Linked DNA regions of Homo sapiens: region 1 is linked to region 2. A link is an interaction called in ENCODE POLR2A ChIA-PET data of the cell type or tissue named here. Cell type or tissue: MCF 10A. All regions are shown on one strand. Links, peaks and the distances in the headings refer to the core of each region. The heading gives the core; the rest is flanking DNA. Region 1 overlaps CTNNA1 (catenin alpha 1). Region 2 has its middle 88 kb from the start of HSPA9.

Evidence for each region. ChIA-PET counts read pairs that join two places held together with the same protein. Peaks named below come from ENCODE experiments on the same cell type or tissue, not always from the same donor. Only the 100,000 strongest peaks of a DNase experiment are listed, where the experiment ranks them.
Region 1: POLR2A ChIA-PET joins it to region 2 with 5 read pairs; 2 of 35 experiments call an interaction of 5 or more read pairs at or near these places.

What each region holds. Positions count from the first base shown.
Region 1 is chr5:138,802,431-138,818,411 of GRCh38, reverse strand. It overlaps CTNNA1 (catenin alpha 1), which reads right to left. Exons shown (of 18, transcript NM_001903.5): 4 at 8,208-8,374; 5 at 6,110-6,229. Among named protein-coding and RNA genes, the nearest start is that of CTNNA1-AS1, 56 kb to the right of the region's middle. In MCF 10A, for the core only: no CTCF peak of the experiment used is centred there; no DNase peak of the experiment used is centred there.
Region 2 is chr5:138,655,233-138,671,213 of GRCh38, reverse strand. No RefSeq gene overlaps it. Among named protein-coding and RNA genes, the nearest start is that of HSPA9, 88 kb to the right of the region's middle. RefSeq lists a silencer at 2,421-2,470 and an enhancer at 4,978-5,478. In MCF 10A, for the core only: no CTCF peak of the experiment used is centred there; a DNase peak (open chromatin) is centred at 6,483.

The DNA.
Region 1 (15,981 bases), core at 6,616-11,615, 140 kb before region 2:
TATGACACCAAGAAAGGAATATAACTCTTTAACACTAGAACCCAATAAAAAGGAAGTCAGTGTGAGCCCAGGAGTTCGGGACCAGCCTGGACAACGTAACAAGACCCTATCTCTACCCACCCCCGCTCCCAAAAAAAAAAAAAAGCTGGATATGGCATGCCTGTAGCCCCAGCAATTTGGGAGGCTGAGATGGGAGGATCACTTGAGACTGCCGAGAAAATGCCACTGCACTCTGGCCTGGGCGACAGAGCAAGACCCTGTCTGAAAAAAAAAAAAAGAAAAAGGAAAAAAAAGGGGGAAATCAACAAACTGCCAGAAAAAGAATTTAAAATCTAGGCCCAGATGCAGTGGCTCACACCAGTAATCCCAGCTACTTGGTTGTGGGGGCGGGGGCGCAGGGACGGGGCTAAGGCTCAAGAATCATTTGAACCTGGGAGGTGGAGGTTGCAATGAGCCAAGATCATGCCACTGCACTCCAGCCTGGGCAACAGATGACAGCGAAAGTCTGTCTCAAAAAGATAAAATAAAATAATTATCTTAAGGAACCTCAAAGAGATACAATAAAATACAAATAGAAAATTCACCAAAATCAGGATGTAAATGAGAAATTCAACAAAAAGAATGCATGAAGAAGAACCAACAGAAATCATGCAGCTAAAGAATTTAATGGTGAAAACAACGAAGAATTCAATAAAAAATACAATAGAAAGTTTCAAAAGATTTCACCAAGAAAAAGAAAATCTCAGAACTTGAAGATAGGTAGCTTGAAATTACCCAGAGGAAAAACAAACAAACAAAAAACAATGAAAAAGAGTGAAGAAAGCCTGCAAAACTTATAGGATAGCATTAAATCAACCAATATTCCCATCATGGGAATTCCAGAAGGAGAAAAGAAAAGGCATAGAAAACCTATTTAATTAAATAATAGCTGGAAACTTCCCAAGTCTGGGGAGAGATATGGACATACAGATCCAAAAAGCCCAAAAAGTCCCCAAAGAGATTGAATCAAAAAAGTAGTTATAATTAGTGGGTAGTTATACACCCAAGGCACATTATAGTCAAATTGTCAAAAGTCAAAAGACAAAGATAAAATTCTAAAGACAGCAAGTGAAAAGCATCAAGTCACATAAAAGGGAATTCCCATTAGAATAACGCAGATTTCTATGCAGAAACGCTACAGGCCAGGAAAAAATGGAATGTTATATTCAAACAGACAAACGGAATTATATAAACTAAAAATCTTCTGCACAACAAAGGAAATAATCAACAGAGTGAAGAGCCAACCTGAAGAACAGGAGAAAATATGTGCAAACTATTCATCTGATAAGGGATTAATATCTAGAATATACAAACAACTCAAACAACTCAACAGCAAAAACTCAAATAATCTGATTTTAAAATGGGCAAATGTAGCCGGGCACGGTGGGTCACACCTGTAATCCAGGCACTCTGGGAGGCCAAGGCAGGTGGATCACTTTTGAGGCCAGGAGTTCGAGACCAGCCTGGCCAACATGGTGAAAACCTGACTCTACTAAAAATACAAAAATCAGCTGGGCATGGTGGCGCATGCCTGTAGTCTCAGCTACTCAGGAAGCTGAGACAGGAATTGCTTGAACTTGGGAAGTGGAGGTTGCAGTGAGTCGAGATTGCACCACTGCACTCCAGCCTGAGTGACACACTAAAACTCTGTCTTAAAAAAAAAAAAGACAAATGAGCTAAACATACATTTCTCAAAAGAAGACATACAAATGACCAACAGGTATATGGAAAGATCCTCAACATCACTAATCATCAGAGAAAAGCAAATCAAAACCTCCAAGAGGTTATCATCTCATTCTAATTAGAATGGCTATTAGCAAAACGAAAGGAAAAAAAATGCTGGTGGGAATGCAGGGAAAGGGGAACACTCTTATACACTGATGGTGGGAATGTAAATCAGTACAGCCATTATGGAAAATTGTATGGAATTTCCTCAAAAAACTAAAAATAGACCAATCATATGATCCAGCAATCCCACTACTGGGTATCCAAAGGAAAGGAAATCAGTAAGTCAAAGAGAGACATGCATTCCTGTGTTTACTGCAGCTCTATTCACAATAGCCAAGATATGGAATCAACCTAAGTGTCCATCAACAGACAAAATGTGGCATATATTCACAATGGAATACTATTTAGCCATTTAAAAAAGACAAAATTCTGTCATTCATGGAAACATGGATGACCTCAGAAAACACTATGGTAAGTCAAATAAGCCAGGCACAGGAAGATAAATACCACATGTTCTCACTTACATGGAAGCTTAAGAAGTTGACTCATAGAAGTGAGGAAGGGTAGTGCGGAGAGGTGGGTAGCCAAAGGTTAGTTATCAGATACAAATATACAGTTAAATAGGAGGAATAAATTCTACTGAAGGAGGCCAATGGACAGTGCCCAAAAGAAATAATGAAGTTTCCATCAGGCTGGGCCCTTAGGACAAAATTAGTATTTGTTTAATTTCCAAGAAAAGCATTCGTCTACTGGAATATACACCAAGGCCCAAGCCTATAAAAGACCATTTTGTGAACGGGGGTACACAGGAGCCCACAACCAGTCTACTCAGTGAATTCTCTTTCAGGAGGCTAAGGCTAAAAACTTAGGCCCAAGGAAAACTACAAATGACTCATGACTTACTATAAACCCAAGAAAATGCGAATACGTATCATTCAAAATTCTGGCAGAAAAAAATAGAATAAAATCAAATCGGGTGACTCAAAGGCAGTTTAGAGACTATACTATCATACATAGGTATGGACAAAATACAGAAAAACTACAAAGCTGGTAGGACACTTAGGAATGAAGGGACAAGAGGAGGCAGCAGTTACCAAAACCAGGGAGCAAGATGTGTAGAGAATGCCATCACTTTTAGCAACCCAGGGCACCCAGCAGGAAAGAGGCCTAAGAGTAACACCCTAGCATCACTCTATCTCCTTTGACCTCCTGCTGGTGCTCCCACTCACCAAGCCCAAGCAGGAGCCCACAAATGAAATCCAGGCAGGTTAGGTTCCTGGGGCAGAGAATAGGGTAAACAAGGGTGGGAAACAATATGGAAGGGCAAACAGAAGATTATCCAGCATGTATATAATAATTCCAATATTTCTGTGACATCTTATTTCAGAAAACTTTGGCATTTGCTACTACTTTCAAAAAAAAACACATGAAAAAAATACATAAGGGATTATGTTCAAGGAACTCTTCACAGATCCATGGAACATGGTATTAAAACTTAGGCATTGAGAAGTATTTGGCTTTGGAAAAAAGAAAAAAAACAACTCAGGTAGCATTACTTTCTAGTAAGTTTCTTGAATAGCATACAAAATTCCAGACAGAGTGTGGTGGCTCATGCCTGTAATCCCAGCACTTTGGGAGACCGAGGCAGGTGGATCACAAGGTCAGGAGTTCAAGAGTAGCCTGGCCAAGATGGTGAAACCCCGTCTCTACTAAAAATACAAAAATTGGCTGGGTGTGGTGACAGGCGCTTATAGTCCCAGCTACTCGGGAGCCTGAGGCAAGAGAATAGCTTGAACCCAGGAGGTGGAGGTTGCAGTGAGCCGAGATCGCACCACTGCACTCCAGCGTGGGCGACAGAATGTGAGTCCACCACAAAAAAAAACAAAAAAAAACCCATCTATTTACTTATTCCGCCATTTTGCAATGATGCACAATAGTGGCAATCTTAATGTTTATTTTGTCTAAATAACAGTCAGTCTTCATAAACCAAGCTCAGACTACGTTTTAAACCAGTAGGACTATTTGCCAAATTGTATCTTTTAAATATAACTTAATATTTACTTCACATATTCAAAAGAGAATTTGTATCAAACCCATTAATTAAAATAAATTGTGAATGTAATTTGGCCGGCTTGCCACATTTATAGGATTACCATTCTATTAAACAAGTTCTTCTCAGGATCAATTAGCTCCAGCAAAAAGAAAAGATACTTATAATTTATATGATGGAGACTAAGCCAATACAAAAATAAATTATAAAAGCACACTGACGGGAGGCTGAGGCAGGATAATCACTTGAACCCGGGAGGCGGAGGTTGTGGTGAGCCGAGATTGCACCATTGCGCTCCAGCCTGGGCAACAAGAGCGAAACTCCATCTCAAAAAAAAAAAAAAAGCACACTGAGCCTACACTAACTTGGGTATACCAACCTAGCTATATTACCATGTATAATCTTAAGTACTAGAAATGCAAAACCAGGATCTCATATATAAGTTAGTCTGATCACATCTTATGACTTGAAATATAAGCAATAAACTATTATTCACCAACTGCCTACTGAGAAGGGCCTTCTTAGTGCCTGGCACTATATTAAACACTGTACATATATTATTTATTTGAATCCTCTCAACCCTATGGCATAGATTTTTAATACTAATGTAAATATAACCAAATGACTAAGAAGCCCCCAGAAAAGAAGCTGTCATATATTAGACTTTAATAGCATTTAGCTAGCCACAGTGGCTCATGCCTGTAATCCCAGTACCTTGGGAGGCAGAGGTAGGAGGATCTCTTGAGCCCAGGAGTTCAAGACCAGCCTGGCAACATGACAAAATCCTGTATCTACAAAAAGTACAAAAATTAGCCGGGTGTGGTGTCCTGTGCCTATAGTCTCAGCTATTCAGGAGGCTGAGGTGGGAGGATCACCTGAGCCTGGGGAAATCGAGGTTACATGATGCCACCACTGTACTCCAACCTGGGCAACAGAGTGAGATCTCCTGCCTCAAAAAAAATTTTTTTATGTGTTTACTGACAACCATCTTGCTGTAATGAAAAAAGTCTATAGCAGTCATAGCACGTTGCCTACCCAAATCCATTCCCTACTCCCACTACTCCCAACCCAACTTTCTACTACCTGTCAGACCTTTTGTCGGGTGTTTCTGTCCTCAGGAAAGCTACCCCTTAACCCAGAGCAGAAGGTGGATCTGGATTATTCTGAGTCAGGCAGACTCCTTTCCTCTTGCCAGGGATAACTGAGGAATAGGCATGTTGCACAATTCAGATTTAGGACAAGTCTACTAGGAGCTTCTAGATTGTTTGCTTATAAAGAGAGACATATGGAAGGAACAGTCCTTTTTGTTCTCACTGGACATATTATGTGCAGATGTCATGCAAAGAGCCTCTGCAGCCACCCAGTGCCAGGCACACTGAAGACGATAGTGATGAAAAATATCAAGAACCTGGATCCTTGATGATACTGCAAAGCCCTTATATTTAACAACCCTGAAGTCACTTAGCCTAACTCAGGACTTATACTTAATGAGAAAATAAATCCCCCATTTTTCAAGCAGTTTGGGAGCTGGGTTTTCTGCAAACTCCAGTGCAAAGTATCCTAACTGATAAAGGTACTAGCTAACAACAACTATTCTTCTTGGGGCTTGTTTTAAAGTAAGAATGTAAAGCGTAAGCTTGATCAGGACTATGAAAGATATAAGAAGATGGATAGCAATATATGGATCTTCCTTGAAGAATATACACCTGAAATACACAGCGTCCAACAGCAAGGGCACAGGAAGGGTTTCAAAGCACACCAACAGTGAAAATGCCGAAGGGTCAAAGGGCTACTGGAGCTTGGAAAAGTTAACACTGATCCTCATGCCACACAATGGAAAATACTAATAACAATAAGAAACAGTTAAAAAGTAACAAGACACGGGGCTGGTGGGGCAAGGTATGGAGATACTTTCTGATACAGAGATAATTCCAGTATATTTAAATGGATTAAGATTTTATTAAAAATCTGAACAAAACTGCACCACTAATTCAGGTTAATCCTTAAATACACAAAGACCTATTACCTCTCCAGACACTACCTTCATCACAAGTTGTCAAGCTACTTAAGATAAAATGTTCACAAGAATTAAAATAGGAGCATAACATGAATGCAATGTAATTACAACTTTATTAACAGCACAATACTGAAAAGACACCTTAGTTTAAATGTTTTAATGGAACTATATTGGCGAAGGTAAGTAATGGTACTTTCAGAAAACACACAGAATGAGTTTTTCCCTCTAGATAGTAAAATGAACAACTTTAATATATCCCCAAATCATGACTGTACCTGTTGTCTTTTGGCTGCCATAATGTTCAGCTTATCCACTTCAGGTTTTAGGGCTTTATACTGGATTCCTAAGTCTTGTTCATTGCCAGCATTCCTCAACTTCAAGATACCATCTTCCACCTATAAAATAAGAAAGACCCCAAAACCCAAAAATTCTGAATGTAGGTCTGTAAAGAAGATGGCATCCTAGGAATTTTCATTCCTGTTAACAACTACTCAAAAAGCAACCCAAACTTAGCTCTCGAGTTTGCGCATGGTCTTCTAACATTTAAACAGCAATTACACAGGAGCTTCATAGTGGGAAAAACACTAATATTGGCCTCTAAAAGTACAAAATTCCCTCCCCCTTCCCCTCCCTCTCCCTCTCCCCACGGTCTCCCTCTCCCTCTCTTTCCACGGTCTCCCTCTGATGCCGAGCTGAAGCTGGACTGTACTGCTGCCATCTCGGCTCACTGCAACCTCCCTGCCTGATTTTCCTGCCTCAGCCTGCCGAGTGCCTGCGATTTGCAGGCGTGCGCTGCCACGCCTGACTGGTTTTCGTATTTTTTTGGTGGAGACGGGGTTTCGCTGTGTTGGCCGGGCTGGTCTCCAGCTCCTAACCGCGAGTGATCCGCCAGCCTCGGCCTCCAGAGGTGCCGGGATTGCAGACGGAGTCTGGTTCACTCGGTGCTCAACAGTGCCCAGGCTGGAGTGCAGTGGCGTGATCTCGGCTTGCTACAACCTCCACCTCCCAGCCACCTGCCTTGGCCTCCCAAAGCGCCGAGAGTGCAGCCTCTGCCCGGCCGCCACCCTGTCTGGGAAGTGAGGAGCGTCTCTGCCCTGGCCACCCATCGTCTGGGACGTGAGGAGCCCCTCTGCCTGGCTGCCCAGTCTGGAAAGTGAGGAGCGTCTCTGCCCGGCCGCCATCCCATCTGGGAAGTGAGGAGCGCCTCTTCCCGGCCGCCATCCCACCTAGGAAGTGAGGAGCGTCTCTGCCCGGCCGCCCATCGTCTGAGATGTGGGGAGCGCCTCTGCCCCGCCGCCCCGTCTGGGATGTGAGGAGCGCCTCTGCCCGGCCGCGACCCCATCTGGGAGGTGAGGAGCGTCTCTGCCCGGCCGCCCCGTCTGAGAAGTGAGGAGACCCTCCGCCTGGCAACCGCCCCATCTGAGAAGTGAGGAGCCCCTCCGCCCGGCAGCCGCCCCATCTGAGAAATGAGGAGCCCCTCCGCCCGGCAACCACACCGTCTGGGAAGTGAGGAGCGTCTCCGCCCGGCAGCCACCCCGTCCGGGAGGGAGGTGGGGGTCAGCCCCCGCCAGGCCAGCCGCCCCGTCCGGGAGGGAGGTGGGGGGGTCAGCCCCCTGCCCGGCCAGCTGCCCCGTCCGGGAGGGAGGTGGGGGGGTCAGCCCCCTGCCCGGCCAGCCGCCCCGTGCGGGAGGTGAGGGGCGCCTCTGCCCGGCCGCCCCTACTGGGGAAGTGAGGAGCCCCTCTGCCCGGCCGAAACCCCGTCTGGGAGGTGTACCCAACAGCTCATTGAGAACGGGCCATGATGACAATGGCGGTTTTGTGGAATAGAAAGGGGGGAAAGGTGGGGAAAAGATTGAGAAATCGGATGGTTGCCGTGTCTGTGTAGAAAGAAGTAGACATGGGAAACTTCATTTTGTTCTGTACTAAGAAAAATTCTTCGGCCTTGGGATCCTGTTGATCTGTGACCTTACCCCCAACCCTGTGCTCTCTGAAACATGTGCTGTGTCCACTCAGGGTTAAATGGAAAAAATAAATAAATAAATAAAAGTACAAAATTTAATGTATCTTGGTTTCTCAACTCCAGAACTCTACAAGGAAAATATTTAATCATTACTGGAAAAAGGGAAGGAGTCAAAACAGTATCTTTGCTACAAGTTCTTCATTACAGCCAAGACAACACTGGCTCAGAACAGAGCCAGGATGATATATACTTGGAATAGAGGAGTAAGTGGAAATTAAACAAAAACATCTCTGGTCCATTGAGATAAACCAAATTCAAAACCAAACTAAATCCTAAGGAATACTGAACTAAGGAAGGCCAGTAGCAATCTTCCTGTGATAGAACAAATTACAGACATAGGCCTGTATACTTACAACTTTCAGCTGAACAAGTAATTTGTAGACATCTGCCATGTCAGCCAAAATCAGCAACCGGGTAACAGCAGAGAGCAAAGCTCGAGCTGCCCGAACCATGTTGCCTCGCTTCACAGAAGAGCAGGGATCATCTGCGAACTCTCCTGCAGCAGCCTTCATCAAATCACCTGTTTTACAGAATGAAAAACAAACTCAGCAAGAATGAACTCAAATAACTGATCTACATTTTTAAAAATATAAAAATAATCCAAACTTTGTATATTTCATGCACAAATTTAGTTTAAGAGTTTTCATTTTTGTTGTTGTTTGCTGTTCCTTTGTTTGTTTTATAGCTATCACTAAAAAAAGCACCTTCATATATTGCTGGTGAAAGCAAAATATCTGGAAAGTGACTTGGCACTATATATCAAGAGGCTTAAAAATATTTCCCTTTGATCTAATAATGTTCCTTTAAAAAAAAAAGGGCATTATATGTATCCAAAAAAAAGAAAAATTCAAGATTTGAACAGGAGAAAAAACATATCTAATAAAATCTACTCTCACATCCATAGAATACAGAAACAGGGCCACAATTATGCAGAACCACCACACTTCATTAATCATCCCAACTACATGATGTGTACAGCCATAACAGAGACTCACTGGTATGTGAAAATACAGAGCTCAGCCATTGATTCATTCATTTCCTTCACAGAACACTACCAAAAGCTCACATGCTCAATAAGCATCTAGTTAAGTAAATTATGGTATGGCCTACAATTGACTATTATGAAAATATTTATATATATGAAAAATGTTAAGCAGAAACAAATGAAATCATAAATGTATGCTTCTTTTTAAATACAGAGGAAAGACTGGAGTCAAAAGGCAAATAATAGTTATCATTGGGTTACACACGGCCTCTTTACATTTCGTACTTATAAAAAGTTTCTATAATGAAGAGGTATTGTATCTATAATTTTTTAAAAACTAGCTAAAAACATATAAAATAGATTTTACTATAGCTTATAGGAATATCCAACTTATACAATCCTGAGCTCAAGAATTTATTTATAGGCTGGGCATGGTGGCTTACACCAGCAATCTCGGCGCTTTGTGAGGCCAAGGCAGGAGAATCTCTTGAGCCCATGTGTTTGAGGTTGCAGTGAGCCATGATTGCACCACTGCACTCTAGCGTGGGTGATAGAACAAGACCCTGTCTCTTTAAAAAAATTTTTAAAAATAATTTATAACATTTCCTAGAAACTTGTGAAACTTATACTTTCTGTCATTTGTGTCTTAAAATTATTTACAGTGCCCATTGCCACTCTTTTCTTACAGCTAGAAGCAACTAAAGGGCCAGTGTTGTGTCTTGTCCACTGGTTATACAAATAGGGCCTCTATGGAGACTATCTTTGGAATCCTGGAAAAGCAATTACTCCCTCCTTTGGCTAAGCAAGCCCACTTCAGTTCACATTAAAGCCTAAAACCCATTCACACTCTCATGTCTTCCCTGAATTTTTTTTTTTTAAGGCACTTTCAAGAAGACTAGCTATTTCTCAACAGACCTATCAAATTTCTCCTAGCTATCATCTTTGGATGCACAACACAAGCAGAAGAGGGGGGAAAAATTGCCTCACATGCATATATTAATTAGGCTTAGAAGCACTGTATAATTCTAAGAGTAAAGATACGCTCCACATATTTGTCAGGCCAGAAAAAAACTTCCAATGAATTATATAGTTAAAAGGTTTTCCTGGATCTAACACAGTCTTCTCTCTTACATCTTCAGGAAGATACAGACATATGGCAATCATTATGTGGATTCGTAACATTAATGCTAGTATCTTCTGGTATTTTAAAAGATGGAGATCATTCATTCTTTTATTTGTTCAACAAATGTTTGAGCACCCATCGCACATCAAGGGCATACCCTACTGGAGCTCTATGGAGGGAAGGAGGGAGACAAAAAATTAACAACTGGTTAAGACACGGCATTTGGTCTCAAAGGGTTCACAAATTATAGAGTATTACAATGCACCCAAAAATTAAATAGCCTTGTGAACAAGGTGCTCTGGAAATACGCTGAAGAAAACTATTTACTCAGGGAAGAATTTATCTGAAAAGCCATGCAGAAAGAGATATTTGCCTTAAAAATATATTAATAATGTCTTAGGCTGGGCACGGTAGTTCACACCTGTAATCCCAGCACTTTGGGAGGCTGAGGTGGGTGGATCACCTGAGGTCAGAAGTTTGAGACCAGCCTGGCCAACATGGTGAAACTCCGTCTCTACTAAAAAAATACAAAAAAATAGCCAGGTGTGGTGGCAGGCACCTGTATTCCCAGCTACTCGGGAGGCTGAGGCACAAGAATCACTTGAACCTGGGAGGCGGAGGTTGCAGTGAACCGAGAACACGCCACTGCACTCCAGCCTGAGCAACAAGAGTGAAACTCCATCTCAAATATATATATATAAATACTGTCTTAAACAATATTACTACCAAACAAGAGAGAATAAGCAAGAGATGTTGACCCTATATAATAAGCAGAACTTCACCTAATTTAGCACTTACTACACACTAAAAACAAACAAATCCACTTCCAAAACACAAAGCTGAACATAACATCCCTGCCTTCAAATAATTTATCCAGAAAAGATGGATTTGACCATTAAGAAATTATGTGGCATTTTAACATACAAGCTGTAAGAAAGAAAACACAAGGTGTCATGGGAATTCAAAGGAGGAAGCACTAACAACTAGTTTAGGGAAGAAATGAATACCAGCAACAGCTTTATGGAAGGCTTGGTACTCTGAAATGAACCCATCCCTCAAAGGAGAGGAAGGATGTGGGCAGCAGAGTTAAGGGAGTTACCACCTCAAGCAGAAGGAACAGTAACATAATAATGTCCAACACTGGCTGGGTGCAGTGGCTCACACCTATAATCCCAGGACTTTGGGAGGCTGAGACCGGTGGATCACTTGAGGTCAGGAGTTCAAGACCCATCTGGCCAATATGGTGAAACCCCATCTCTACTAAAAATGCAAACAGCCAGACATGGTGGCAGGTGCCTGTAATCCCAGTTACTCGGGAGGCTGAGGCAGGAAAATCACTTGAACCCAGGAGGCGGAGGTTACAGTGAGCCGAGATTGCGCCACTGCACTCCAGCCTGGGCAACAAAGCGAGAGTCTGTCTCAAAAAAAAAAAAAAAAAAAAGTCCAACATCTACTCTATGGCACTACACATATTTTTAAAATTCTGTCACCCACCTAGAGAGTAAGTGGTATTAGCCTTTGCTTACAAATAATGCAACTAAAGCTTATACAGATTAACTAACTAAATCCCTGCCACCTAACTAGTAAATGGCAGAGTCAGGATTTGTAATGCCAGTATTTATGCTCTTTGTAGAACCACTTATCATGCTGAGGTATACAATAAGGCTTGTATATTATATATTAATATATAATTCATATATTAATTAGGCTTAGAGGCATAATATCTAGTCTGAATTATCTAGTCTAACTGAGGAGTAAGGGATATGCTTAGAAGAAGCAGAAGATGGGAGTAGAAAGGCCAGAGACAAACAGAATTCAATTCCCTCAACCAGAGTGAAGTCAAAGTAAAGAGGATTAACCTATCTAAAGTACATACAATAAACCTAACCAGAGAGATGGATCAGAAAGCTACAGTGAGAGCCCAGAAGAGAGTAGTAGTAAATTACAAAGGCAGGGGTCAAAAGATCTGATCACCTTTGATTAAGCACAGTACATTATTTAAAGGTTGCAAGCTAGGGCCTTTCTGAGCGGGAGAAGAAAGCCAGAGATGTATGAAAACACATGAGTTGGGAAAGATTTAGAAAAAAAAAAAAGTTAGGACCCTCGAGACTGTGGACAGCAGAGTAAGGAGAGGAAGATTCTGCAATAAAAGAAACAATGAAGAGAACCAAGACTGTCAAAAACAAGAAGGCCAGACTTGTAAGAGAAAACTGGTCAACCAAAACAAATGTAAACATAGAGATCAATCAACTTTGAGAATCCAGAAATATATTCTGATTTTAACAAGAGTGCCGAGAATATTCAATGAAGAATGGTCTTGTCCACAAATGGTGCTAGGACAAGTGCAATATGCAAAAGAATTAAGTTGGACCCCTATCTCACACCATATACTTACAAAATTTATCAAAACCTAAATGTTAGAGCTAAAATTATAAAACACTTAGAAGATAACACTGGTGTAAGTCTTCATGACCTCTGATTCACAATGGTTTCTTAGCTATGACACCAAAAGTACAAACAACAGAACAAAAAACAGGTAAGTTTGACATCATCAAAAAAATTTAAAATTTTGTGCTTCAAAGAACACTACCAAGAAAGTAAAAAGACAATCCACAAATGAAAGGAAATTTCTGCAAATTATAAGGATCTAGTATCCAGAATATATAAAGAACTCTTATACTAAATAATTTTTTTTTTTAAGTTGGCTGCAGTGGCATGTGTCTGCAGTCCTAGCTACTTGAGAGGCTGAGGCAGGAGGACTGCTTGAGCCCAGAAGTTAGCATCTAGCCTGGGCAACATAGCAAGACCTGGCTTCTTTAAAAACAAACAAACAAACAAAAATAGACCAATAATCCAACTTAAAATAGGCAAAGGATTTAAACAGGTGCCTGTCTGAAGATTTAGAAATGGCCAACAAGCACATGAAAAGATGCTCAACCTCACTAGCCATCAGGTAATACAAATCAAAACCACACAAAGATATCACTTTGTACTTAGTTAGGATGGCTATAATAAAAAAGGCAGATAATAGCAAATGGCAAGAATATGAGGAAATTAGAACTCTCATACCCCAATGCTGGGAATGTAAAAAGGTGCAGCTACTTTGGAAGACAGTCTGGCAGTTCCTCAAAGGGTTAAATGTTATCATATGACTCAGTAATTCCACTGCTAGGTGGATATGGTTTGGATCTGTGTCCTTGCCCACATCCCATGTCAAACTGTAATTCTCAATGTTGGAGGTGGGGCCTGGTGGGAGATGAGTGGATCATAAGAGTGGTTTCTCATGAATGGGTTAGTACCAACCTCTTGGTGCTGTTCTTGTGATGGTGAATGAGTTCTCATGAGATCTGGCTGTTTAAAGGTGTGTGACACCTCTCCCACCCCCTCTCTTGCTCCTCCCCACCATGTTAGATGCCTAGCTCCCCATTTCCCTTCCACCATGATTGGAAGCTTCCTGAGGCCACCCCAGAAGGAGAAGACACTATGCTTTCTGTACAGCCTCCAGAACCTTGAGCCAATTAAACCTCTTTTCTTTATAAATTACCCAGTTTCAGGTATTTCTTTATAGCTATGTGAGAACGGACTAATATAAGCTGGTGCAAAAGTAATTGCAGTTTTCATCACCTTTTTTTTAAATGGCCAAAACCATAACTACTTTTGCACCAACCTAATACATAGCTACACAACTAAAAACCTGTACATGAATACTTAGTGTCACTATTCATAACAGCTGAAAAAGCAGAAAGAACCCAAACATCTACCAACTGAAAAACAGACATACAAAATGTGGCATTATCCAGTATTTAGCCGTAAGAAAAAATGAAGTGCTGATACATGTGCAACATGGATGAACTTTCAAAACATATGTTAAGTGAAAGAATACTGTATTGTTCCCTTTATATGAAATCGCCATTTGCCACAACAGGCAAATCCATAGAGACAGAAGGTAATGCTTGCTGGGCAGTGGGAAGCAGGTAAGAATGAGGACTAACTTCCAACAGGTAAAACTAGGTTTCTTTCTAGGATGATGAAAACATCTGAAACTACACAGTGGTGATGGCTGCACAACCTAATAATATACTAAAAACCACTGAATTGTGCACTTTAAAATGATGAATTTTATGTATGTTGAGTTATAGCTCAAAAAACACAAAGGAAAAAAAACCAGTATTGAATGCAGTAACATGAAAGAGCACAGGCTCTGGAGCTGGATATAGGCCTAAGTTTTGGCTTTGCCACTTGCCAGCTATGCAACTAGACTTTATGATTCTGTTTCCTCCTCTGCACGATGTGTAGAATACCTGCTGTGAGTGTCAATTAAGATACCTTGTAAAATGCCTAGTTCAGTGCCTTGCAGCAAGCACTAGGAGACAAAATAGGGTTGGTAGAAATGATTAATTCTAGGTAAAACAAGATCAGAAGACAGAGAAAAGGTCTTCATTGTGTTTCATCAGTATTCACCTATTCAACAGCAATCTTCAAGAGCATTCATGCCTCTTTCAAAACATGCTTACTGATCACCTTCTATCAGCCAGGCACTATTCTAAATGCTCCAGGAAATTAACCAACCAGGCCAGGAAAAAATCCCGGGCTCCAGGGAACTTACATTCTAGTGGGAGAGAAAGACAATAAACAATAGTACTGGAGTAGGGTCGGGGGCAGTGACAGAAAGGAGGACAGAGAGAAAAGGGATGTAAGATACAATTTAAAATAGGGGGATCAAGGTAGGCCTCCTTGAAAAAATACCATTTGATTTGAAGACAGTCTTGACAAAGGAATCACAGGAATAATGTGGCTATCTGGAGGAAGAGCATTCCAGGTAGAGGGAACACCAAGTCAAAGATCTAAAAAGATTATGGAAGGCCAAGGAAGCCAATGTGGCTAGCACAAGACAACGAAGAAGACAAGTGGCTTTCTGGGAGTTGCACACACCAGATTTCAAGGGTAATAAAGTAAGTTATAAATAAGACTGCTCTTTCAAGAATTTGGCCTGAGACCAGACACGGTGGCTCACATCTGTGATCTCAGCACTTTGAAAAGTCCAGGCAGGAGGACCACTTGAGACAAGGAGTTCAAGACCAGCCTACGTAACATTGTGAGACCTCATCTCTACAAATAATAAAGAAAAATTAGCCAGGCATGGTGGCATTCACCTATAGTCTTAGCTACTTGGGAGGCTAAGATGGGATGATCGCTTGAGCCCAGGAAGCCAAGGTTGCAGTGAGCCACGATCATGCCACTGCACTCCAGCGCATGGGTGACAGACCCCATCTCCCAAAAAAAAAAAAAAATTTGGCCCATTACCAGGAGGAAAAGCAAGGGCTACTAAAGGAATTATTTTCTACTTTATTTTCAATTTTATGTAGCACCTATAATCCCAGCACTCTGGGAAGCTGAGGCAGGAGGATCACTTGAGCCCAGGGAGTTTGAGACCAGTTTGGGCAACATAGTGAGAACCTGTCTCTATTTAAAAAAAAAAAATTAATTAGCTAAGTGTGGCGGTGCATGCCTGTAATCCCAGCTACTCAGGAGGCTGAAGTGGGAGGATCACTTAAGCACACGAGGTCAAGGCTACAGTGAGCTGGGACTGCACCACTGCACTCCAGACCACTCCAGCGCAAGACCCTGTCTCAGAATATAAAAATCTTGTGTAGGGGTAACCAGTATAATAGAGAATAAGATCATAAACTCAGAAGTCAAAAAACAAAAACCACAGCTTCACCACTTAATAGTCTCAGGTTCCACAGTTGTAAAACAGAGATAACAATACTGATCATCTTCACTTTGCACAGTAGCACAGGACTGTAAAAATGACCATACAAGCTGAAACAGTGCAACCTGATCTTAATCAGAGATTAATCACAGAGAATTATGATTCTCCCGTAACCTTTAAAAATTTTTGGCAGTTTCCAACATCATATTTGGAGAAAAGAAAAAAATAAATTTTTAAAAAATAAGACCCCCCAAAATTTTGTCAGCCAGGCATGTGAGCTCACAACTGTAATCCCTGCACTTTGGG
Region 2 (15,981 bases), core at 3,725-8,724:
GCAGGAGGTGAGTGGTGGGCAAGTAAGCATTACAGCCTGAGCTCTGCCTCCTGTCAGGTCACAGTGGCATTCGATTCTTCTTTCTCCTTTTTTTTTTTTTTTTTTTTTTTTTTGAGATGGAGTTTTGCTCTGCTGACCAGGCTGGGGTGCAGTGGCATGCAATCTCGGCTCACTGCAACCTCCACCTCCCAGGTTCAAGCAACTCTCCTGCCTCAGCCTCCCAAGTAGCTGGGATTATAGGCACCCGCCACCACAACCAGCTAATTTTTTGTATTTTTAGCAGAGAGGGGGTTTCACCATGTTGGTCAGACTGGTCTTGAACTCCTGACCTTGTGATCCACCCACCTCGGCCTCCCAAAGTGCTGGGATTACAGGCGTGAGCCACGCTCCAACCGGCCTTAGAGTCTCATAGGAGCGCGAACCCTATCGTGAACTGCACAGGCGAGGGGTCTAGGTTGTGCGCTCCTTATGAGAATCTAATGCCTGAGTACAGTTTCATCCTAAAACCTCCCTCCGTCTGTGGAAAAATTGTCTTCCACGAAACCAGTCCCTGATGCCAAAAAAGTTGGGGACCGCTGTTCTAGACCACCCAAAATATGTTCTTGCTAAAAGTTATTTTAAGATTTTCACTAAAATAAAAACTAAAATTTAAATATTCTCATGGTAAAATTTGTGGTCCCCGAAGATAGATTTTATAACAAGCATGAACTGCTCCACAACATAACGTAGCATTTCATTCTCTCTTGAAATCAAAATTAAATCCAGTTTAAGTTTTGTGGAATGCTAGATTTTGCTTCCATCTCTTCACCCCCTCCTGGGTAATAGGGTTATCTATCCACATTCTTTACCCAGTAACTGTGAGCAGGGTGGATTTCTCCATACCTTGCCTCGGCTCAGCCATGTGACTTGCCATGAGCAGCAGTATTTTAGCAGATGTGACATGAGCAGAGGTTTAAAATGGGCGTGCACACTGGGACTGTTGCTGGGGTACTTCTGCCATCTCCATGAATGTCCCCTGGCTGGCCTGCTGGTCATGAAAGGAGGATGAGGGACACATAGAGTGGTGCCAACCCATGCCAGCCAAAGCTGGCCTATAGCAATGAACCCCAGCTGGTCCCCAAACACATGCACTAAATAAACACTGTTGTATGCTGCTGAAATTTTGTGATTGTTCTACCGCACTCATTACTGGGACTATGGTTAACTGATACAAGCCCCTTCTTACCAAGATTACCATGTCCTTCAGTACTGGCCATCGGCTGTGGCCAGTTGCCACAGCTAATATGTATGCCCGGCCTGGTTGTGAAGCACATCTGCAGGTGGGGGCTGCAGCCCCACCTCCTCTGTGACAAGTTCAGTCATGGTGTCCTTTGAGAACAAAGGCTCCCAAAACTATAGCCCTTTGTGCTCAGCCCTCATAGGCATACATGGCCCTCAGTGAAATCTGATCGCCTGGGTTTGATTCTTGGATCCATAACCTTAGGAAGTTCACTTAATCTTTCTTTGCCTTATCTGTCAAATGGAAACAATGATAGTACCTACTTCACAGGGTTCTTGTGAGAAATAAGTGAATACGTACAACATGCTTAACACAGTGCCTCCTGGCGCACAGTAAGTATGCACTAAATGCTGTCTATTATTATTATCACACATGTGGTCACCCAAATATTCTTCCTCCTAGGTCCTCCCATCTCAGAGGATGCATCCTCATGAGTGCAGGTTTCTGCCATCGATGGAATTCATACCTTCATTCCCTTTCTGATCTTGAGAGTTCCAACTAACCCTCCTGAGTTGAGACCATCCCACTTTAATCTGGGAAGCATTAAGCCTCCAATCCTAATCTTTGTTTAAAACGTCTGTTTGGAAGTTGTCTTCTGGGTATCCTGCTGCTTGCAGCTTCTCTTTTCTACTCTGAACTACACCAATCCTCATGGGGGTCAAGAAAGTCCACACTTCAAGGACATGAAGCCTGGTTCTCTCCTGCCCCTCGCCCCAGGGATGAAATGCCTTTCATTCTTTTTAGGTGAGCCTGCAGCTGAGAAAAACTAGACATGGTTATTTCCTCAATAGGTCATTCTGCTACAATTAATTCTCAATAAATCTTCACCATGAGACTGAATTCCTCGGCTATGTTTTATTCAGTGTGTACCTCCAGCACTTAGGGCAGAACCCACACTTAGTAGGTGCTTGATAAATGTGTAAATGAATGAATGAAGAATATGAATCACAGGGTGGGAACAATTTTCAAACTATGGGTGGAGAAATCAACATGATCATTCACTGTGTGCCCAGCCTCCTGCTTGACACTGAGGTCCAAGCAAGAAAAGTAACAAGGCACTTGGAGCTTGTAGTCAAGTCCTCAAAGACTAAAGTCTACAAAGGAAACAGAGCTCAACCACACAAATCACTTGCTCTGCCCATCCCACATCAGAGGGAACCCAGTGAAGTGTTGGTTCAGAAGAGGCAGGATGTGGCCTAAGGTCTGAAGGCACGGGAGGGGCCGGGGCAGAGGGCACGGGGGGCCCAGCTTACCCTGAGATAAGGTGTCCCAGAACACCACGAGCAAGGGCACAGCACAGGAATGAGATGGCTATTTGTGGAAAATAACCATGACACCAGCCTGAGCCATTTGTAGCACTTGTGATAGGGAGTCATGGGGGTAAACTTAGCTATTTCAGGCTGTGGGCTCAGTGTTGAGACCTGGAGGTTAGGCTGGGAGTGGATCCTGGCAAAACTGGCCACAAAGACTGGCCTGAGGCGAGGTGTGACAGCACCCACTAGCAGCAGGGCTCTCTTTCCTCTCATTCCAGGACCAGGTGAGATTTGAACCCCTGCCAGAGACTCCAAATATGAGCCCACCACAGGGGCATATCCCTCTGCTCCTCTAAGAAGGTGAAATTTGTATGGGTGAGGAGGCTTTGGTTTCCAGCAACAGAAAAACTCTAGCTAACTTAAGCAAAAAATGATCGTATTAGAAAGAAATGAGGGTGGCTCACAGAATCAAAGAAAATGCTAAAGAGGCTGTCCCAGAAATAGGAGGAAGCAGGACATTGAAATCAAGGGCTATGGAACAATCCCTTTATGGTGCCGCCTTGGGGATACATTAATTCCATCCTTCCTTCTTTCTTTCTTTCCTTCCTTCCTTCCTTCTTTCTTTCTCTTTCTTTCTTTCCTTCCTTCCTTCTCTTTCTCCTTTCTTTCTTTCTCTTTCTTTCTTTTCTTTCTTTCTTTCTCTCCTTCCTTCCTTCCTCTCTCTCTCTCTCTCTCTCTCTCTCTCTTTCTTTCTTTCTTTCTTTCATAGAGACAGGTCTTGCTATGTTGCCCAGGCTGGTCTTGAACTCTTGGCCTCAAGCAATCCTCCTGCCTAGTCCTCCCAAAGTGCTGAGATGACAGGTGTGAGCCACTACACTGGGTCCCATTTTCATGTCATTCCATTTCAGATTCAAGGAGGTGGCCAGGCACAGTGGTTTATGTCTGTAATGCCAGCACTTTGGGAGGCTGAGGTGAGAGGGTCCCTTGAGCCCAGGAATTTGAGATCAGCCTGGGCAACAGAACGAAAGTCCATCTCTATTTTACTTACTTAATTAATTAATTTATTTATTTATTTATTTATTTTTAACCAGAGTCTCACTTTGTTGCCAAGGCTGGAGTGCAGTCTCTGCTCACCGCAGCCTCTGCCTCCCAGGCTCAAGTAATTCTCCTGCCTCATCCTCCCTAGTAGCTGGGATTACAGGCGCTTGCCACCACGCCTGGCTAATTTTTGTATTTTTAGTAGATATGTGGTTTCACCATGTTGGCCAGACTGGTCTCAAACTCCTAACCTCAGGTGATCTTCCTGTCTTGGCCTCCCAAAGTGCTGGGATTACAGGCATGAGCCACCACGCCCAGCCCCATCTCTATTTAAAAAAAAAAAAGGATTCAAGGAGGAGAGAGCATCTGATTGGCCTAGCTTGGGTCACATGCCAATCCCTTAGCCAGGGAATGGAGGTAGCCTTCATTGACAGTCCACCAAGATTACAGCAGCTGAAACAGTTGCCCCAAGCCAAATCTCCAAAGCTGATGCCAAGGCAAATGGATACTGAGCAGGCCAAAACAGTGGCTCTCCATTACAGGACGTGTGCACTGGGAAAACCTAGGGCCCAGTTGGTGCTGCAGGCTGGGGAGAGCGGGAGGATGGAGCAGTTACCTGAACTGATAGGTGTACCCTTGTGACTGGATCCCTAGGCCTCAGAGCCCAGAGTCTACTTCAAATTCCTCCCTTAGGGGCCTTCAGGACTGTTAGGGTGAGATGTGAGCTGGTGTGGAAGAAGGGGCTGTTAAGGTTCTAAGTGGCTGCAGTGAGCTGAGATCACGCCGTTGTACTCCAGACTGCGCAACAGAGCGAGACTCCATCTCAAGAAAAAAAAAAAGGTTCTAGGTGGGAACCCCAGGCCAGTGTTGAGAAGTGAACCCATGAAACTGAATAATTTAATAGTTCCAAAGTGGGAGGAGGGAGGGACTTGGCTTTTCCTGGGATATGGCAAGCATGGACAGTAAGCCCATTCTCAATCTCCAGGATGCCAAGAGGGTCAGGCGTTCCCCCGGCTTCCCCAGGCCCCTCACACCACATGGAATTTCAGAAGATCAGAGGCAGAGGCCAGTGCTCACGCAGGGGAGAAGTAGGGAGAAACCTCCTGCTTCATGCAATTGAAAGAGAGTCAAACGGGGGCGGGGGTTTGTTAGGAAAGTGTAATTACCAAGCCTGCCTGTTCCTAAAGCCTGGCACGAGGAAAATGGGACCATCTGGGATCCTGATGCTGTACAGCGGGGGCAGAGGTAGACTCAGGGCAACCGAAATCTTCTCCTTGTGGTTGGAGCCTCCCTGAGCCTTGTCCAGACCTGGCCCAGCTCAGTCTGAGAGGTGGAATGAGTTCTGAGCACAGGTTGCAAAGGGACTTGTAGGCTCTTCAGGAACCAGGGAGGAGTGGGCTTACAAGAATGTGACATCAGGAGGAGGAGACAAGAAGGTTCTAGATTCACTCTCCATTCTTCCCTGCCCTGCTCAGAGCCACAGGAAGCTGACCTCTGTGGACTTACTGCCCTGGCTTCTTGCCCTCAGCTTCCTGTTGGGTTTGGCCAATGGAAGCCACTGGCAGGAGACTAGCTGATGGGATGAGAAAGAGGTCAGGGCACTCATTCCACACCCTCAGCCCCACTGCTGGGCCTGGGTGTTGGCAGCAGCTGCCTTCCTCTGTAGAAGGCCACAGCTCCCACAGGGCAACAGCTCTCCCCCAGCCACAGCTGTCACCAAGTTCTGCCAATACCACGCCCAGGCACAGTGGCTCACACTTGTAATCCCAGCATTTTGGGAGGCCAAGGCGGGCAGATCACTTGAGGTCAGGAGTTCGAGACCAGCCTGGCCAACATGGTAAAACCCCATCTGCACTAAAAATACAAAAACTAGCCAGGTGTGGTGATGCACACCTGTAGTCCCAGCTACTCGGGAGGCTGAGGCGGAAGACTCACTTGAACCCAGGAGGCGGAGGTTGTAGTGAGCCGAGATCGCACCACTGCACTCCAGCCTGGGTGACAGAGTGAGACTCTGTCTTAAAACAAACAAACAAACGAACGAACCAAAAAACCCACCATGCCTCCTCTTACCCCTTCCAGCCTCCAGGTGCTAAGGGCTTTCTTCTGCAGCCAGGCCCTGGGTGCCTCCCGGCCCTCGTAGTTTCCTGCAGCCCCAGTCGCCTGTCACTAGTCTTTTCATTAGCCTCTCCTCAGCTTACCCTCTGAAGGAGCCACCTTTTTTCTGCAGGCCCCTGGTGGAACAACCTCTTACTATAGCACAGCAGCATGGAAGCCCCCTATCACCTTGGCCCCTTGCTGAGCCCCTTGCTTGCCCAGGGCTGCCTCAGAGAGAACAACAGTCAAGGAATCTCAATCAAGTGTTCTCTGGTGTTTGGCAGAGCCCTTAAGAGGTTATTCTGTCACCTCCCTGCCTCCACACATGGAGAATAGTAGTAGGGCTGAGACTGGCCAACCCAAGAAAGGCCTTCAGCTGAGGAGAGGCCCTGTGGCCTCAGCTGCCCCCAAGGATGGGTTCTTTGGACCCTGCTTTGCTTCTGTTCCTTCTGCTGCCATCTCAGCCGATTCCTTGTCTTGTTAATGAAAAGTGTGCAACTCTGTCCTCCATGGACTCTTCGTAGCAGGGAAGCCAGGGCTCTTTTATAACCTTCCCCTGAACTTCAGCAGTCTTCCACTTACCTCTTCCTTTGCCCAGAGGTAATCCTTTTTTCTGCCCCCACCCACTACCTCTTGCTCAGAGCATGGTGAGGAGCAGGGAGAAAGATTGGGAGCCTTCTCTGAGCCTTGCACTCCCGCCCCAGACCTTGGTTTTCCCAGGAAGCAGCAGGCAGGGGCAGGCCTGTTTCAGACTGAAGGCAAGACAGATGCTCATTAAGGAAGCTGAGAACAGAGGGAGGTGACTAATGGTGTCAGGAGCAGAGCCTAGCGGGAGCAGAGAATTGAGCAACGGGATCAGAATTGAAAGTGGGAGAAAACAGGAGAGGAGAGGAGTCAGCACCCAGAGCCAGCGCGGCTCTCACTCCCAAAGGATTCTCTTAGGAGAAAACACAACCAGCCTCCTCCTACAACCTGCTTCTCTCCCTCCTGAAAGCTGTGATCGTTGAAGACTACTCTGTCACCTTGTGTGGGGGAGGGGTGGCTAGGACATGGATACAGATAAAGGTAAGCTGTTCATCCATTCATTTCACAAACATTCACTAAGTGCCTGCTACATACAGGGCACCAGCAGTGAATCAGACAAGCAGAATCCCCGCCTTCATGGAGCTTATTACCTGATGTATTTAAAATGCAGACTTACGGCCGGGTGCAGTGGCTCACACCTGTAATCCCTGCACTTTGGGAGGCTGAGGTAGGCAGATCACCTGAGGTCAGGAGTTCCAGACCAGCCTGGCCAACAGGGCGAAACCCCGTCTCTACAAAAGTACAAAAATTAGCTGGGCGTGGTGGCGGGCAACTGTAATCCCAGCTACTCGGGAGGCTGAGGGACAAGAATCTCTTGAACTGGGGGGCGGGGAGGCTGCAGTGAGCTGAGATCACACCACTGCACTCCAGCCTAGGTGACAGAGCGAGACTCCGTCTCAAAAAATACAATACAATACAATACAATACAATACAATACAATACAATACAATACAATCCAGACGGCCTACTGTGGCCCACAAAACTGCACATGGTCTCTCCAACTGCACTCTATGCCCCTCTTTCTCTCACTCTGCTGAAGCCACAAAGGCCCTCCTGCTCTGCCCTGAGCATGCCAACTTCACTCCTACCTCAGTGCTCTTGCCTTGGCTGTTCCCTCTGCCTGGAACTCTTTTTCTCCCCGATGTTCTTGTGACTGCTTCCTTCCGGTCATGCAAGTCTCAGCTGAGAGATTTCCCAAGCAGAGAGAAAGGCACTCCAGGGAATATGGAAAGCTTGTTGGCAAGGCCTGGTGTGGGAAAGAGCTGAAGAACTAAAAGGAAACCGGGGTGGATGAGGCAGAGAGGGCAGAGGGAAGTCAGGGAGATTTAAGCCAACCTCCCCTGAAAGTTGACCCTGATCAAAGGCTGTGATCCAGGGAGCAGGTGACGACAGAAGAGAGCCCAAAGGAGAAGAGTTTTTGAGTTGGTCACAGCTTCAAGCAACCAGGGAGCATTCTGAAAAGCTTCATGAAGAATTCGCAACTGTCCACCCAGGGCAAGAAAGAGAGAAGCATTTATCCAGTGGTTCCTGCCCCCCCTTGCCAAGAGTTTCCCCCAAGGAATTAACTGCCCTGCACCACTGGGCTGCCCAAGCAGGAAAGCCAGGCAGTTTCCTGCCAACAGAGAAGCCCTGGGGCAAAGAGCAGGGGCGTAAATTCAGGGGCCTGCGGGTGTGGCACTGCCAGATCACGCATGAACAGGTTGAAGCCAGCGTGGAGCTGGTTGTGGTGCACAAGAGGTGCCTGGTACAGTAAGAGAGACACATCATGAGGATGGAGATGGCAGCTGGAGATAGGAGGGGTGAGTGGTATTTGCCTGAGAAGAGGGTGGAAGCAAGGCAGGCAAATATTTCTGACGTGGGTGGAAGAGGAAGTTGTGGTTTGAGGCATCAGATGGTGCCTCCCTTTTGTGGGGTGCCCAATCAGGGCACTGCCACCCCTACATGTCTCAAGGAGCCCATCTCTCACTTTGTGGGGCATTTACTAAGAGTCCCATAGCATCATTCCATGGGAAGGATGAGGAGGTAGGGTATTGATGTGTTTCTCAAGGTACCTGCATGGAACCCGTGCTGGATGAAAGGCTAGGGAAGAGTCTCACCGCATTTATCATGAGATCTAGCACATTCACTCAGTAATCAGTATCTACTGAGCATCTACTATGTGCCAGGCGCTGTCCTGGGTGCTGGAGGAGTGGCAGTGGGCCCTGCCATTACTGTGCATAACATCCCAGTGTGTGACAGGCAGACTTAGTACCCACTCCACACGTTTCTTTTTTCTTTTTCTTTGTTTTGAGACAGGGTTTCCCTCTGTCACCAGGCTGGAGTGCAGTGGCATGATCACGGCTCACTACCGCCTCAACCACCCAGGCTCCAGCGATTCCCCCCACCTCAGCCTCCCAAGTGGCTGGGACCATAAGCATGCGTCACCATGCCTGGCTAATTTTTAAATTATTTGTAGAGATGAGATCTTGCTATGTTGCCCAGGCTGGTCTTGAACTCCTGAGCTAAAGCAATCCTCCCACCCCAGCCTACCAAAGTGCTGCAATTACACCATGCCTGGCCTCCATGTGTGTTTCAATGTGTACACAGAACAGGCATGTGCTATCTCATGGAAGCCTACAACCCACTCCCTTCCTCCATAATCTCCCCCTGTCCCCACCCACACCCAGCTCCACACAGAGGGCCCAGGTCAGGGGAATAATTCCAACCCCTCACGCTGGGGGCCAGCTCATTCTGATTTCTCAAGAAGTTTAATTTTGCCAACAGCCAGAGGCAACGACAGCAGCTCTGGAAATTTGGCTGCTGGTTCTCTGGGCTGGGATAGGCAGCCCAGAAATAATTACCTCTTTGAGTGCTTTATTGGAATATGCACGTGCTTCCTGCTCTGTAGGGGCTCTTCTCTCCCAGGGCTGCTTCTTAACGTGAGGAATGAATTAGGCCTGTGAGGCTGCTGGAGCTGCTTCAAGGAGCGGGTGGAGGGTAGGTCCGCCTCAGGGAGGGACCTTATCCATCCCCTTTCCTGCAAAACCACATTATACGGACAGGTGTTTGGAGAGCCATCTGCAATCTGTCCGTCGCAAGCACCAAAGCCTCACCACGTTATGGTCCTAGAGTTACCCCCAAGGTCTTCCTCCAACCCTGCACTACGCCGGAAGCGCCTCGCGGAAGTGCCTCCCTGCGCTGGCTGAGGATGGGTGGCCCTGAGACTCGGGCTCTGAGCTCTGAGGGCTGCTTTGCTCTAGGCGTGCCCCCTCTATGCTGTTGCCCTGCGCCTCCTTGCTCGGGGCAAGGAAACAGAATGCTAATGATGATGAGTCCAGGTTTCCCTGGGTGTGGAACCAGCCAGATAGATGGATTCCAGCGCCACATCCTGGCTCCAGCCTCCAGACCTGCCACTGCGCCAAGATGGCCGCCTCCCCTGTGACTGTGGGCAGGAAATGAGGGGAGTGAACAGGCAGAAAGCGGAAGCGAAAGGACTGAAATGCAGGAACAGATTTCATTTTTTTCTGCCCCAAATCTGGTGGAGTGTTCCCAAGGTCACTGAGACTGTCTCCCTGACTCCAGCCCAGTCTGTGGCCTCCCAGCTTCCTAGGGAGCCCAACCCACACCCCCTGACTTGCTGGGCACCTGGACAGGGGGGATGAGGGACTTCAACTCCATGCAGTTATTTCAGCTCCATGATTCAGCTGAAATCCTCCGGGTTCAAGCTGTTGACTAGAATCTGTCTAAAATAATCACCCTCCTTTGATTTAGGCTATAATGTGGTGTTGAGGCACACGACCGAATGGCTGTTAGGGACATAAGGACCTCTAGGCCTGGGAACTCCTGTGGATGCTGCTTGAAGCTCCAGTGCTCCCGCAGGCCCACAGAAGTGTGGTGCTATGCCATTCCTCCCCAGTCTTGGCTTCTGGAAAACTACTCATTCTTCAAAATCCTGATCAAAGATCACCGGTTTGGCCAGATGTGGTGGTTCCTGCCTGTAATCCCAGCACTTCGGGAGGCAGAAGCGGGAGAATTGCTTGAGCCCAGGAGTTCCAGACCAGCCTGGGCAACAAAGTGAGACACTCTCTCTACAAAAATTTAAATATTAGTCAGGCACAGTGGCACATGCCTATAGTCTCGGCTACTTGGGAGAATCACTTGAGCCCAGGAGTCTGAGGCTGCAGTGAGCCATGATCTTGCCATTGCACTCCAGCCTGGGTGACAGAGCAAGACCCTGTCTGTAAAAAAACAGGATCACCTCTTCTTTGAAGCCTTCTCAGATCTGATCCCTTTTCAGGTCTAGCTAATTGCTCTCCTTTGAGTCAATACTTCATTCTGCAAATGGCCTGATCTTGAACAAGTTACTAATGATTATGGGACCTCTGTAAAATGGAGATGATAGATCCCTCACAGGGTTAGCAAGGAGTTAAAGGTAATGTATCTTTAAAACTTTGCATTGTACTTGGCACATGATCAGGGCTCAAAAAATGACGGTTTTTCGAGTGATAATGGCAGTGATTGCACTTTTTCAGTCATCCGTTTACATATCTGTCACCTCTAATAGATTGTGAACTCTTCAGGACAAGGACCACAGTTGAGTCACTGCTGTAGGCATGGCACCCTGGCTGGCTCAGAGTGAGCACCCAATACAGAGTAATGAATGTCAGTGTTGTCATTAAGACACTTACAATAATACCAACTGGCCTTTAACGAGTGTTTGCCATATGCTGGCCACTGTTCCAACTAGTTTACCAAGATTATGTCATTTCATCTTCACAGCAATCCTATAAAGCATTATCATCCCCAATTTACAGATGAATAAACTGCATCTTATCAAGGCTAGACAATTTGCCTGAGGTCTTACTGTAAGAAGTAGGAGATGGAGACAGTTCTTGAACCAGATCAGTCTGACTCCAGAGTTTTTGGTCACCCACCCAACTCCACTGCCCAGTGTGTTCTGTGCTATATTATAATCCTCAGGCCACCTGTCTTTCTTTTCTGCCTGTCAACAGGAATTGGGTTTGGTTTATTTCTGTAGCCACTAAACCCTGCACAGATCCTGGCACACAGTAGGCCACACAGTCAATATTTCTTGGATAAGTAGATGAGAAAAGGAGAAGGAGAAAGGAGATGGTCAAAGGCAATCAAGAAGATAGTAGGGCTGGGTGGGGCAAGAGATGTTCAGTTTTGGGGAGCCATGGGATGTGAGGCTTCAAGTGGGCAGGGAACGGTATGGCCTGGCCCTGGGGCTCACACACCTTTCTCAGGGCTCCTTGTCATTCCCACCATCCTGAGTGCAAGTGCATTTGGAAGGGCATTCCCTTGGGAACAGACTGAAGCTCAGAAGAATCCGGGCTGAAGGCTCAGGTGCCCCCCTTCTCAGGCAGCTCCTTCCCACTCCCAGGACCACTGGCCTGAGTTCGGGGAAACAAAAAGAGGTTTGCAGCATGTGAGCCAGCATTTGGGAGAAGAGCAAACAAGAGCAGACAGCAGCATCTCTGTGCCTTAGGAGACTAAACAGTGGGGGCCAGGGAGTCACCCCCCACTTCCTGAGCTCAACATTCAGGGCCTGACCTGACTCAGGAGGCTTGTAGCTTGGGGGAGCCAGCCTTGGTGGAGGTAAATCTCTCCTGTGAGTGGGTGGGTGCGTCTCTGGTTCCCTGTCCCATCAGCACCCTGGGGTGGGGCCTGCCCGCCAGCTGACCCCAGGACCTGGGTTGCAAGAACCCTTGCCAGCCACTCAGCCTGGCATCTTCAAGCCCAGCTGATGCTAGAGGGAGATGGAGTTTTTAATTTATATTTCTCGGCTTGATTCAGAGTCTGGGCAGCTATTTTGACTGCTTCACTGGAATATTCTTTAATCCTGAGTTTCTTTTTCTCATTATGGCTCGAAAATTAAAATCTCTCTGCCTTGGGCAAATGAAGGCTGAGTGAGAGAAGGCTGCTGCCACCACACATTTCTTATTTCAGTCAATTTGGAAACACCAAATGCTTTTTCTCAGGGCAGGTGACCGAGGGAGGAGGATGGGGCAGAGTTTAGCCTCCTCCTTGCCACGTCCTGGGCATTAATCCTCCCATTATTCCTGCAGCCCTCGCTGACCTGGCCTAATCACAAACTTAATAACACCCTGCACTTACAAAGCTCTTCTCCATGCATTATTTCCAGCAGAGCCTCACAGGAGCCCTACACGGAAGGAAAGCAGGTGTTCTCATCCTCACTTTTATTAACAAGGAACTGAGGGCCCCGCACATTTCATAGATGAGAGATAGAAGCCTCTGAGGTCCTTCGGGAGGTGCAGTCTGGTGGGGGTGGAGAAACTGTGACCCCTCCCCTTCAAGTCCCCTTGCTTCCCAGAAGACAGCGGAGCCAGCACCCCTTCTTCTCATTGCTCCCAGAACACTGAATGGGAGACTCACTCAGGAGTGGCATGATCTAGGGCAGTTCCTGTCCACCCTCTGAGCCTCAACTCCCTTATATTTATTTATTTTTATTTTATTTTATTTACTTTTTAATTTTTTTATTTTTATTTTTTTTGAGATGGAGTCACCCTCTGTCTCCGAGGCTGGAGTGCAATGGCGCAATCTTGGCTCACAGCAACCTCTGCCTCCTGAGTTCAAGTTATTCTCCTGCCTCAGCCTCCTGAGTAGCTGGGATTACAGGCATGTGCCACCACACCCGGCTAATTTTTGTATTTTTAGTAGAGACAGGGTTTCACCATGTTGTCCAGGCTGGTCTCGAACTCCTGACCTCAGGTGATCTGCCTGCCTCGGCCTCCCAAATTGCTGGGATTACAGGCTTGAGCCACCTCGCCTGGCCTATTTTCTTTCTTTTTTTTTTTTTTTTTTTGAGATGGAGTCTTGCTCTGTCTTCCAGGCCAGAGTGCAAGGGTGCAATCTTGGCTCACTGTAACCTCTGCCTCCCAAGTTCAAGCGATTCTCCTGCCTCGGCCTCCCAAGTAGCTGGGATTACAGGCGTGCACCACCATGCCCACCTAATTTTTGTATTTTTGGTGGAGACGGGGTTTCACTATGTTGGCCAGGCTGGTCTCAAACTCCTGACCTCAGGTGATCCATCTGCCTCGGCCTCCCAAAGTGCTGGGATTGCAGCTGTAAGCCATTGTGCCTGGCCAACTCCCATATATTTAAAAGATGGGTTGCCCTAAATCATGCCTAATGCCACCTTGCCTCGCTAGTGCCCAGACCCCAGGGAAGGGAGGGTGGCTGTTCTCTGCTGCGTTGCTTCATCTCCAGGTTTCCACTCTCTGTCCCTGTGTGGCTGCTCCTCTTCCTGGGCCAGCACATCCAGTTGTCTTTGCCCTGCTCTTCTTTCTCTTTGCAGATCTCTCCCTCACTTGCTGACAGAGTCTCTGAGGGATATCTGGTCTGTAGAGTCTTCCGGTGTAGTTCCAGAACATGCCCTTGGCCATGGGCCTGGAAACGGTGTCTGGTGGGAAGTGGCTCTGGGACGGCCTGAAAGCCATAGCTGCACACTGTTTCTACCAAGCTCATCAGGAGGTGCCTGGGAGGCTTCCAAGGTCTGAAACAGGTCCCCTTCCCTGAGGGACACAGGTTTAGAAATGAAGGCTGCCTCTGTCTCAAGCATTAGAAATTGTGACTTCCCTGTGGGTAAATAACAGCATCAGCCTTCTTAGGGACACAGGTCCTGGCGGAAACGGAGCTCTTGTTCCACCTTTGCCCCACTCCAAGCTTCCTGGAGGACCCGGTAGTTTTCCACATTCTTTTACTCCCATTTGTGGGGCTCTGGAGCCTGGCCAGTTGTCTCCTGATGGGAACCAGAACCCAAGGCACCACAGGCCCCTAAACCTCTCCAACAACTGCGTGTGGTTGTTCCTAGTGCGAAATGCCAGCCACATTCACCTTCCCCTCCTCCTCCCTGGAGAGTGGGAACTGAGGGCCTGACCACTATTTTTTTCACCACCTCAGCCCCAGGGACCACAGGAGGAACTCCATATCTAACCTGAGCCAGCAGGAGGGACAGCATAGGGGCCTCCTAAGGATGGTGCAGGTGAGAGCAAGAGCTGAGGTAGGGAGGAGTGGATGAATACTTCCGGGAGATAAAAGATTTGAATTGCACCTCAAAACCCAAAAGGAGGATGTATTGTTGAGGCAGGGAAGATAAAAATAAGCAAAGTGGAAAGCCGAGGATTTGAATTTAGACAGATCTGGGTTCACATTTCAGCTCCATCTCAAGCTGTGAAATCTTAGGCAACTTCTGGAGTCCTTGGTTTCCTCCTCCACGCTCCACAATGGTGATTATTCCATAATGTTGTTGCAGCATTCAATGAAATAATGTACATAAGAAACTTACCAGCCAGGTGTTGTGGCTCGTGCCTGTAATCCCAACACTTCGGAAGGCTGAGGTGGGAGAATCACTTGAGGCTAGGAGTTCAAGACCAGCGTGGGAACATTGCAAGACCTTGCCTCCACTAAAAATTTAAAAATCAGCTGTGTGCCGTATCAAATACCTTTGGTCCCAGCTACTCGGTAGGCTGAGGTGGGAGTTTGAGGTTGCAGTGAGCTATGATCTCACCATTGCACTCCAGCCTGGCCAACAAGTGAGACTTTGTCTCAATAGGAAGAAAGAGACAGAGAAAGAAACTTACCAAGTTTTCTGGCATATATTGGGCACCCAGTAAATGGTTGCTATTATTGTTATCACTATGTTGGTGATGGGGAGTCAAGAAGAGGGAATTGAAGAGCAGTCTTTTGTTTGTAGAGACAGGCAACCACAGTGAGTAGGAGAAGAAATCCCCAGACAGGGGTCTCTAACAGAAGCCATCTGTGATCTCATGAGGGCCTAGTCTTGCCACTCTGGTGCTGTCTTGTTGACTCAGATATAGGCTTTGATTTCCTTGGAGCAGCTCAGTTTACATCAGGAATAAGCAGCATCTTGGGAAATTCGAGTCACGGAGACTGGGCAGAGTCGCTCTCACTGTCAGATAAAGGGGCCCCTGTTCTGATTCCCATCAGTGACAAGGGATGACGCTCAGGCTGCCACTGAGCATGAGGGCCAGGCCAGAAGGAACAATGGTTGGGCAGGTGCCAAGGTCTTGGGAAAAAACTGAGGTCCTGAGAGAGAAACCAGAGCTGCCCCAGTGGGTACTGCCTTCCCTTTTGTGCCTCTCACTTTTTGCTCCCAGCCCCAATTTCTTGTCTTTTCTTTTTTTGTTTTTTATAGAGATGGGGTCTCACTATGTTGCCCAGGCTGGTCTTGAATTCCTGGCCTCAAGTAATCCTCCCACCTTGGCCTCCTAAAGTGCTGGGATTACAGACGTGAGCCACCACAACTGCTTCCCCCACCGATGTCTAAACCCTCCAACCCCTATCTCTGACAAGGAGGGTGGGACCAAGCTGAGATGTGTCAGGGTAGGTGGTGATGATACCATAGACACTGGGAGTCCTCTCCCAGAGGTGCTGGTTACAGTATTGGACTTCCTTCTACATCACTAGACCTGGGGGACCCATAAAAGATCAGAGGGCCAGGAAAATGGAGTAGCAATCCTAAAATCCTGAGAAGTGAGAATTCACAGCTGTCAGCTTTACCTCACCCTGCTTCTTTTCTTCTTCTTCTTCTTCTTTCTTTTCCCCCCCAAGACAGTCTCACTCTGTCACACAGGCTGGAGTGCAGTGGCGCGATCTTGGCTCACTGCAGCCTCTGCCTCCCGGGTACAAGCAATTCTCCTGCTTCAGTCTCCTGAGTAGCTGGGATTACAGGTGCCCGCCACCACCCCC